2 separate regions of the Homo sapiens genome follow, and region 2 is linked to region 1. A link is an interaction called in ENCODE POLR2A ChIA-PET data of the cell type or tissue named here. Cell type or tissue: MCF 10A. All regions are shown on one strand. Each heading gives the region's core, and the rest is flanking DNA. Links, peaks and the distances in the headings are about the cores only.

What was found. Peaks named below come from ENCODE experiments on the same cell type or tissue, not always from the same donor. Only the 100,000 strongest peaks of a DNase experiment are listed, where the experiment ranks them.
Region 2: POLR2A ChIA-PET joins it to region 1 with 5 read pairs; 4 of 35 experiments call an interaction of 5 or more read pairs at or near these places.

What each region holds. Positions count from the first base shown.
Region 1 is chr1:61,250,455-61,255,848 of GRCh38, forward strand. All of the region lies in intron 2 of NFIA (nuclear factor I A), which reads left to right. It overlaps NFIA-AS1 (NFIA antisense RNA 1), which reads right to left and starts at 3,064. Exons shown (of 4, transcript NR_104180.1): 1 at 2,957-3,064; 2 at 831-915. RefSeq lists an enhancer at 1-264. In MCF 10A, for the core only: no CTCF peak of the experiment used is centred there; a DNase peak (open chromatin) is centred at 3,127.
Region 2 is chr1:61,114,329-61,119,722 of GRCh38, forward strand. All of the region lies in intron 2 of NFIA (nuclear factor I A), which reads left to right. Among named protein-coding and RNA genes, the nearest start is that of NFIA, 34 kb to the left of the region's middle. RefSeq lists a silencer at 249-543. In MCF 10A, for the core only: no CTCF peak of the experiment used is centred there; no DNase peak of the experiment used is centred there.

The sequences.
Region 1 (5,394 bases), core at 330-5,329:
TTTATTTTTACAAGTACCATGCCACTTCCATATGATCTACATGGTATGTGTCATGAATATAATTTCTGTATGATTGGCCAAATTTTTCACTTTTAATTAAGATGACCAGACAAAAATTTGAATTGTAAGAAAATTATGGGCCAATTTAGTGCCTGTTGAAATGTACACTGGATATTGAAATGTTCTACAGAGCATAATGAATGAAAGTAAAAAGGCTCTATCTCTTTTCTGAAGCCTACTTGAAAATTTTGCTTTCATAACATGACATTGAAAAAGATACTATAAAAATATTTATTAAAATCATAGCTCGAGTTTTTTCTTAGAAGTAAGAAATTATGTTTAATATCAAGGACTTTACTACAGGATAACATGATTGTGTTTCACATAGAAAAACTTTGTTGAAAAATCAGTGTGGAGTTGAGTTCATCTGGGCCCTAGCTGAAACTAATTTTACTTTTGGATATTCCATAAACTGCATACATCTCTTTCTTACTGTTTTGTTTTTCTATGTATGAGAAATCCATAGACACAGAAAAAAGATGGAGAGCCTTCATTTCTCTTATTTTCACTTTTGTCCCATCCCTCTGTGCTTGTTCTTTGTTTAAATAAACTTTTGTTGTATGTCTTTCACACATCATCACTCTCTGCTTCAAAGGCTTCTTTTAATAACTTAGCCCTGGCTCACTTTTCTTTTGCATATGAAATTGATTTAACTAAAGTGTATGTGTGTGTTTGTGTGCGCATATGCCTACATACACATGCATCCGTACAAATAAAAATTTCACTGGAAAGGGAACTCCGTGATCTCTTTACTACGTACATACACACACCTTGTCGAAGTGGGAAAACTTAAGTTTGGAGTTAATTTGGTTTTGAGTTCCAGCTTTTTCTCTTAGTGCTGTCTGTTTCCTCACCCTGAAATGAAGATGGTAATGTTTACTTTGCAAAAGTTGCTGGGAAAGTTATGTATATATAAATCACTTTATTTTTATTGCTAGACATTCAATAAATGCTAGCTGTTACTGTGACCATCATTATTGTCATATATGTAACACAATTATGTCATACATTTATTTTGAAGCTGATAATAAGTAAACTGATAAAAAGCAGAAGGTTGAGATTAAGGCTTCTTATTGCTAAAAGATTGATCTTAAGTACAATCACGTGAAAACTGATAGTTACATAACCTGAAAAATCATAAAATACTGAAAAATTATGACTGTTATGTGATTGTTTTCAGTTGTCAGACTACGTGATGTTAAAATGGCAGTTGATTTTTTGTATTAACACAGTGCCTCTAATTTTAAAAACTGCTTCAGCAATCATGTATTTAATGAAAACAGAAGTAACGATACAAAATAACAAAAATATAAATAGAGTTCAGAATTTGAAAATACTGTATTAGGAGGTAAGCTGACTATTTTTCGTGTTCTTTAAATATATTTAGATCAACTTGAATATTAAGCCTCCTACAGCAGGTAGATAGAGGTATCAATTCAGTTACCATTTAAAATACAGTAACTCCAATGAGGAGTTTCTTATAATTATTTCTAATTACTTTTTGATATTAGAAATTAGAGCTATACCAGAATGCTGGGAAAGATGTCTTTTTCAACATTGTATCACAGCATCAAGCATTATGCATCAAACATCAATTCCTACTCACAATATCCATTCAATGTATATTTGGATTATATTTTCTTTGGATAGACCCTCATAGTAGAAACTCTGTATTAACCAGCTTGCAAGATGAACCAAGACTTTTTGTTTTCTTTGTAATATACTGATTCCTTTGGCATGTTGAATTTTCATGGCCAACAGTTACCTACTACCACATCCTAGCACTATTGTTTTTACCAGTTGTGTGCTTACCACGTCAGTTGTGTTATTCCGGACCTGTTTATACTAGTCTTATTTGTATCACCATTGTGTAATTTAATTAAATTTATGTGAACCAATGGCATGCAAGTTCAAAATGGAAAAGTTTTATTTCTATGAAACTAACCCAGTGCCTTGGAAAGAATCAGTAAAGGCAAGCTACAAAAATTTCTGTCAGATTACATGTCAGTGAGATAACTACAGAAGATGAGAGAAGGTTGTAAAAATAAGAGTTTTGTTAGATTATTTTAGAAATATCTTTAAATTCTCCCACTACTTAAAGTAAATGGAACTGGAAATCTTTTATGATGCATTATAGATACGCATTATATAAGAAAGATGCTGTGGAGCTCCAATTATTAACAGACATTATTAAATTTAAATTTTTGCCTCTGCATAAAAAGATTGGCCAAAGAATGTACATACACATGCTCAAAGTTAAAATGTTTAAGGTGCATATGTCTCATTAATGAGTATCTTCTTCATCCATTTTTTCAAATTAACCAATCAACAACTGGCCCTAACAGTACTGGATAAGGTAACTTCTATTCTATTTTGTATTCCTACTCTTTACAGAGTTTTAGAGATGTTTTGTTTCCTACCTACCAAGGGAAAAAAAGGGAATTGGCAGATAGAGTTTATATCTTGGGATGAGATGTGTAAAGGGCCAGGACCTGAAATTACGTGAAGGTTGATATTCTGGGATTGGTAGTTTTGAAGTTCCATAAAGAAGTTCAGTCCAGCCATGTTCCAAATGCTCTGAGTATAGGCACTGGCTGGTAAGCTTAGTGGAGTGTTATACAACATGGAAGTCTAACTGGCAGTTCAATGTCCCAAAAGTTGGACAGAACCAAGAAATAGAGAACATAAGCAGATGACAGTAATCCAGGCAGAAGGTTAGTGTCAGAGAAGTCTGTCAGTGGGTCATAGGGCTCCACGTGCTAGCCTGGGTTTCCGTGCCAGAATTTTGTTCTTGGGAGGCAGGTAGGGAAAAGCAAGTCAACATCTCCAGTTCCAGATGAGCTAGGGCACTTGACCAAATACAGGTACAGAAGTTAGTCCTTGAGGTAGAGCTTACCTGTTGGAGAACATGGCAGAAATCATTGTACCAAAATTGGAGCACAGGTCAGAGGCTAAAGCATGGCTTACTGCTGTGGCTCATGGTGAACTTGAGCTTCTCATGGCCCCTCCTATCTCCTGAGGATGGCTGAGCTCACAGATGGGGACTGTTATGTAATCAGAGGTCAAGTGGTTTAGCTGGGGTGGCAGAGAGCCAGGTGAAGACTGAAAGTGTTCAAATAAGGAAGAGAACAGAATTGCTTTATGTCTGCCTTCATGAAGACAAACCCTAATAGCCAAAGGACTGAAAGTTTGCCCAAAGAGACCTCAATTTTTGAAAGGAAAATGCATCTTCTCCTTATGTTAGAATGACCACGTCTAAATAAAATAAACTCTTTTGCCTTTTGTTGTTACTTGTCTTGGTATCTACCATTGTTTGACACTAAAAAAAAATAAAGCAGTGACTAATTATTGGCTAATTTAATCTGTCATGATGGCATTTGTAATTCAGGTACATCCTTCATTAAAGCAAGTATAGGCATTATTATTTTTAAAACTTTTTTTTTCTATTTGGATTTCTTCTATTTTGTTTGATTATTTATTTTGTTGTTACTGGTGGTGGTGGTGTTTTACAGTGAGACATACTGGTTAGCTCAGCTAAGGTGTTTGAGTAAGACTTCATAAACATAAAGTACTTTGTGTGGGTTTGTTTTGTGTGTTCCATCTTACGTCATTTGTGGCACTGAAAATGAGATTGCAATTCCCAGAGTACTGGGATAGTTCATTCAGAGGTTAGCCCACCTAAGTTTATAGCAGTTGTCTGTAATAGAATTGTAACTAATTTCCACTGTTGTTTTTGGAGAAAACTGTAGACTATAATTATGTGTTAGCACTTTTTAAACAGCTCCCTGCATTGTCATATCATTTTAAATGGGCTCTGTTTTAAAATGACCTTTCATGTTTTGATTGCAAAAATATAGCTTACACAGGTCTGTAGTTAGCAAAATACAAGGATCCAGTAAATGATAGAGCATTGACACAACTCTAGAAGCATGTGTTAAACATCACTGGCACTGCCCTAGGTTTAAAGGGGAAGAAATAGGGAAGTAGAAATTCACTGTTCTTCAACACTCCTTCTGTTGGATAGGCAAGATTAGTACATAGAACAGTTATGGAGCCATGTGAAAAAAAATAGTAGTTATACAAATGTAAAATGCTACACATGAAGTATATTGCATTACCTTTTTGTGGCCTATGGAAAGAAGTCTCAGAGCACAGTAAGATTCAAGTACCATCTCCCAGAATTGGGGTCAGCAACACCATTTTATATTTTGGCAAATGCTACCCACTGTCTCCCAAACGGCAGATATCTGCATATAGTTAGTCATGTGGACACACCCTTCCTCTGCTACATTGCATTGCCATATTAGTAGTAGAATTTTAGTGTTGATTTAAAAGACAGTCTGCCTTAAAGCAGATTGCATAGTTTGCACACTGTGAATTGTAATTAAAGTGTAAGGGGGGCTTATTATGTCAACAACTGGCATGAGAACCCCCGAGCAGCAGGTGACCCTGACCATGTGACGTTTGTGACAGCTAGGATCCCCTTTTCACTGGCTTAGCGATCTGAAAGTCCAAATTGAAAGAAGCCCAGAGGCTGTATATTTCATTAGATCCCAGGGGAAGTACAGGATACAGCTTCCTTCTGTTTTCCTGGGAGGTCGCCAGAAAGTTTGTAGAGCTCTGTTTCTGTCAGAGACTCAAAAGAGAAAAGAAAAAGCACACACAAAACAAAACAAAACACCATACACACCACAAAACCATCCACCAATCACCCCCAGGACCATAAATTTGACATTTCCCACAGTCTGAGACCACAGTGTTGCTGTGTCAGCAATACGCTCCTTGTTTGAATTGTCTGAAAGGAAGGCTCAGTGTTCTAGCTTTTAAAAAATGTGTAATCTTCAATATGCAGTGATTCTCTTGGTGTAAAACCATGAGAAATTATCAAGTACAGATATCATATGATTTGCTTGAAATACTTTTGCATTATGCGTTACTTTCTCCTGACCTTCTAAAATGGGGCATAAGTCCGAATTTAGAAAGAGGAAACCACATGTGTAATAAGGGAAACAGACTAAGGAGACATGCCATGTGTATTTCAGATCTTATTGTGATGGGTAAACTGTTTGAAATGTGGTCACATTAAAAGTATGTTACTTTGTGGGAGACTCAAAATCTTTTACGAGTAGATTTTTATTGTGTTCCATAGTGGAAATAGAACTAGGGTTTGGTTTTGGTGGGAAGTTTTGGTCTTCAAGTCACCTTGGCACCTGACTGGCAGTTGTGAAACTAAGTAGAAAAGATACCTCTTTTTTCTTGGCACCTCACACGGGATCATAGGATTCTTACTATCATACAATTTATATATCACAGAAATGAAAACTTCGGTACTTT
Region 2 (5,394 bases), core at 279-5,278, 140 kb before region 1:
TTTTTTTTTTAGTCAGCCAGGTGTGGTGGCCTTTGCCTGTAGTCCCAGCTACTCAGGAGACTGAGGTGGGAGGATCACTTGAGCAGGGAGATTGAGGCTTCAGTGAGCCTCAGTTGTACCACTGCACTCCAGCCTGGGCAACAGAGCAAGATCCTTTCTCAAAACATAAAGCAAAAAACATTATTTCCTTTCTCCTTTCAGAGGAAAATTATTTCCAGATTATTTTTTCTTATATTTTTTTAAAAGTTGGCTTTAAGGGAGCACGTTTCTCTTTGAGGGTGGCCTGTTTCATTGTCAATATTTGCTCTTCATTGGAAGCTGAGGTCATGTCAGAGTTACTCAGGAGAAAGACCTGGACTTTTCTTCTTATCTTTTAATGGTTTATCATTGATAAGTTTGGACATGGTATGCATGGTGACTTTTTTCACTCTTGTCACTTTTCTATATTTACCTTGTTCATAGTATGTAATCTGAGTGCCTTCAAGACACTAGAAAAGATTTGATCTCAAACACCACATTTTGGGTATTTTAATATAATCAGGAGAAAAGTGGATATAATATTCAGACAGGAAGCTGGAATACACTGGCATAGGTAGAAGTATTCATTTCAACATTAAGTGAATATATATATATTTGTTGTTGTTTGTTTTGTTTTGTTTTTGTTTATTTTGGTTAGAATCTCACTCTGTCACCCAGGCTGGAGTGCAGTGGTGCGATCTTGGCCCACTGCAACCTACACCTCCCGGGTTCAAACTATTCTCTTTGCTCAGCTTCCTGAGTAGCTGGGATTACAGGCAAAGGCCACCACGCCCAGCTAACTTTTTGTATTTTTAGCAGAGACGGGGTTTCACCATGTTGGCCAGGCTGATCTTGAATTCCTGACCTCAGGTGATCCACCCACTTCAGCCTCCCAAAGTCCTGGGATTACAGGTGTGAGCTACTGCACCCAGCCGCAAATATATATTGATAACTTACTGGAAGTAAGGTAACATGGTACAGGTTGGTAGAAGAAATATAGAGAAAAACAGGAAGCTGGGCTTCCCTTCCAGATGTCCCTAGATTCAAAGGGGAAGAGGCAAAATGTATTAAATGCTGTCTTACACATAGACTACAAGGGATTTACTTGGCCAGGGAGAGAACAGGGTTGATTCTGAGCTGGAGAGAATGAGGATGGCTTCTGTGAAGGAGATGACCTAAAGCAGGGCCTCGAAGGTTGGCAAGGGACTTGCAGGGACAGAGCATGGAGATGGGCATATGTAGCGTGTGTTCTGGACACGGCACGTGGAGGCAGAGCACACATGCATAGAGTGTGTAATGCTTCACTTCCATCCTTGTTCCTTCAGCAAGCACCCGTGCTTTACCTCGTGCTGACCCTTGAGCAAGGCTGCCCGTGAGAAACTTCCCAACTTCATGGGCAATGTTGAAAACATTTGTCCACTTGCCCTTGCCCCAGAGAGGGAGAAGGTCCACATATGGTGCCTTTGACATGTTATCCCTTGGCATAAAGTTTGGCCCAAATGTACATTTGAAACCTCACGTTCCCTCGATAAATTTAAAGTATGAAACTTTTGAAACTCTAAAAAGGTGGTGAAGACCACAGTTCTCCCTGTTCTTTTTCTTCTTTCACTCTGCAGCTGGATTCTGCCTTTCCTCCAGTGGTTATCTGAGGAGTGTCTGCCATGTCTTCTGTTTTTTTTTTTTTTTGCCTTGTTTTGAGGAGTCCCCTTTTTTCCTCCCCTGGGAGAGTTTAAATATGATGCTGATTTCTTGTCATCTTAGGGCTCCTCAGCTACAACAAAGTTAAATGGTATAAAAGCAAAGCCCAAATTAGAGACCCTAAAATAACCTTGGAGAAGGAGAGTTCTCAGTTATCAGTAGAATTGTCTTAGGAATTTGAGGAAGCCCTTGTATACAGTGAAAATGAGACCCTAAGTTAATTAACAAAATGAAAATAACTTACAGTACATATCTGCCACTTCCAGTACTGCTATAAATAATTGCAAGTGTAAGGATTTTTAGTGCAAATATGCAGAAAACATGGGCATAGAAAGTTTAGATGACCTTAATGAAGAAACAGAGTTGGCTCTGAAACTGTGCTTAGCAGGAACAACGTTTTGTGCACTTGATAAACACTGTCAGTTGTTAAGGCATCTTCTGATAGGTGAAAAGCGGTTTTTTGATGCAGTACTGCCTGGCATGCATCTTCTCGATGGTCTGTTATCTTGTGGGAATGACATTCGTTAAGTTGTTTTCTGTGTGCATCCCACCCAAATAAAGAATGTTTCATCAGCAAAGTGAATTGCCGTATAGTCATCAGACTCTAGAAATAAATTATCAACGATGACTGCAGTGGGTGAGGCTGTTTGTTTATCACATCACTTGAGAACAGAGTAAAGTGAGTTTCATATTTTCCTGAGTCTTGAATTCTCATTTTAGACATCTGTTCAGAAGCTTTCTAAGCCATGGAGTATTCTAAATGAGCATTTTGTTAAATGGATGAAGGAAGACTTAGTTTTCCATTGTTAGGTGAAACCTAATTAAAAATTAAATAATGACCTTGTGTTGGCTTGTAAATTCCTTATTTCCTGCATGTGTGAGTGTATTTTGTTAGAACATTCCATTTTAAAGCATGCCTTTTTTATGACAAGAAATACTTTTAAAATACTATTTGCTTTTGAAATTACAGTAGGGAATCAAAGGATAGTCTCTTGTTGAGAGGAAGGTATTAGAAGCATGTAGCTTTATGAACTATATTTTCTGTGAATATAGCAGAATTAGTTTAATTGTTCAATTTCACCCTCTCCAGCATGATTGCACCCATCAGGGCAGTTAACAGAGACACCGCTATTTGTGTTATACTAGGAATTCTTTATAAACTTAATAAATGAAAGCTTTTTCTCTTATAGGCCCGATTCTCTAGTGGACTTCTGGTGAAATTATGTGGCTACCTTCCATTAATGTTAATGGAGGTTATGGATATAAATCCCTCCATAGTGATGGAAGAATGAGCCCCAGAGAGAAGAATGTTTCTAATGAATCACTGGATTGTGATATAGGATTAACTTGGTGTCCCTAATACCATTTTTTTTTCCTCCTGAAAGTTTAAGGTCTTATGTTTAGGAACTAGTTTCTCTCCACCTTAATCCTTTATTGTCAAGTCTGCAATAATGTTAAGAACAGGAAAAAAAAATGTAGATTCCTGGATAGGCACAGTTTTTATATTAATGTAACTATATAGGCATAGTTTTTATATTAATGTAACTATACAGCACCTATTTTTGTGTTTTACTATTACTTGGCAGACATCTTGAGTGTTTTACAAGGTTATCGTATATTTCACTAATAATCGTTGCTTGATAATTTGGTGTCCTGACAGACTGCAGTTTATTATTTAGTATTAAAGCTCTCAAATGTATTTATTGAGCACCTGCTGGGTACAAGGCTTTGAGCTTAGTGATGAAAGCATATGACATAGTCTGTAGCCTCAAATTTTCTATAATCTCGTGATAAAAGTAGGTACCAGTTCATTAGTTGCTTTCCAGTGGGGCACAAATTATGGAACATCGTCTGGCTGGCCGGGCGTGGTGGCTCAAGCCTGTAATCCCAGCACTTTGGGAGGCTGAGGCAGGTGGATTGCCTGAGATCAGGAGTCCAAGACCAGCCTGGCCAACATGGTGAAACCCCATCTCTACTAAAAATACAAAAAATGAGCCAGGCATGGTGGCAGGCGCCTGTGATCCCAGCTACTCAGGAGGTTGAGACAGGAGAATCACTTGAACCTGGGAGGTGGAGGTTGCAGTGAGCTGAGGCCGCACCACTGCACTCCAGCCTGGGCAACAGAGTGAGACTCTGTCTCAAAGAACAAAAAAAAAAAAAAGAAAAGAAAAAAAAGAAATATTGTCTGGCTAAAGAAAGGAAAAGAATTCTTATTCAGAATCAGCATGATCACTTCTGGGAATCTGAATGGAGAAAATAATTCTATATGTAATGATGTTTTCAATCAATATTATTTTAGGTGGTTTATTTATTCAGCCAACTGTTGTTGGCTGCCCACTGTATACCAGGCAGTGTGCTAGATACTGGGAGTACAGCAGTGAGCAGCACAGAGACAGCCCTGGTCTCATGGAGTGTGCACTTTGAGTGTGGGAAACAGTATGTGGGTACATAAACAAAATAATTTCTAATGTGATAGATCTCTAAAGGAAACAGGCAAGGTGATAGAGAATAACTAAGAGGACCTGCTTTAGATGGGAATGTGAAGGATGAGGCCGCATTCATACTAAGCATCCAAGTAAGGAGAAGACCAAGTGCAAAAAGTTTGGTCGGGATGAGTGTGTGTGTGTGTGTGTGTGTGTGTGTGTGTGTGTGTGTGTGTGTGTGTACCAGAGACTGAAGGCCATTATGGCTGGACAGTTAAGGGAGAGTGACCTAAATAAAGTTCATATTGGCGGGAGAGCAGCTTGCCACAGGGTTACACAGAATAGGCAGTGGTGGTAAAGGCAGCATTTGAATCCAGGTCCATTTGGCTTTGGAATGTGCTGTTATAGCAGCAGAGGGCAAGTGTGAAACATAATTCAAGGAAATAATTGCTGTAGCCATCCAGACCAGAGGAGGATCGCTTTGATCTAGGAAAACATCTCAGTAGTCTTTGAAAAAATGTACAGAATATGAAAGATATTATAGGTCTTTTCCTCCTATAATACAACCAGGAAATTATTCAGGCTAATTTTTTCAGAAAAATTATTACAATAAATTATGATCTCCCTTTGAAAGGTATAATGTATTCAAACCTTTTTAATTAGCTAATCTTTTCCTGTGAAATCTTAAATATTTGCACGTATAATTGGTAATTTTAGCTTTTATGTAGGTATGTTTCCCCCTGGTGTTACTTACAAAACCTGGCTTACTCAAGGCCCAAAGTCCACCCCACTAGTAAACTCTCTCGTCTCTGTTCCTGTGCCAAGTGCTCTTCCTTTGTTACCAGGTCCACATAATTAATAGCTTTATCATATGAGGTAATTCAGTTACTCAGCAAAACAAATGATATACACTTTTAGAAATAGCTCTAGAAAGTAAACTTGAACGTAAAATTGTTTAGTAAGAGGAAATTTCTGTTTGTCTTTAATTAAGAGAAACTGTATGGAAATGTAAGCTAAGGATGCATTAATCAGAGAAGTTGGCATTGCACTGTTCTTCATTTTTATTTGGCATAGATTGCATGGGTGCTCATTAAATAATTTGTATGACTGAAATAACTTGTGATAGTTCTTGCTAAAGTTTTGCATGGACTCAGACTAAAGAAACTTTAAAATTTGAATTAAAAAACATTCAATTCTTAGGTTTGAAGGTTTGAGTTACTTATTATAACTGAAAATCTTTATTATCAAAATGTGT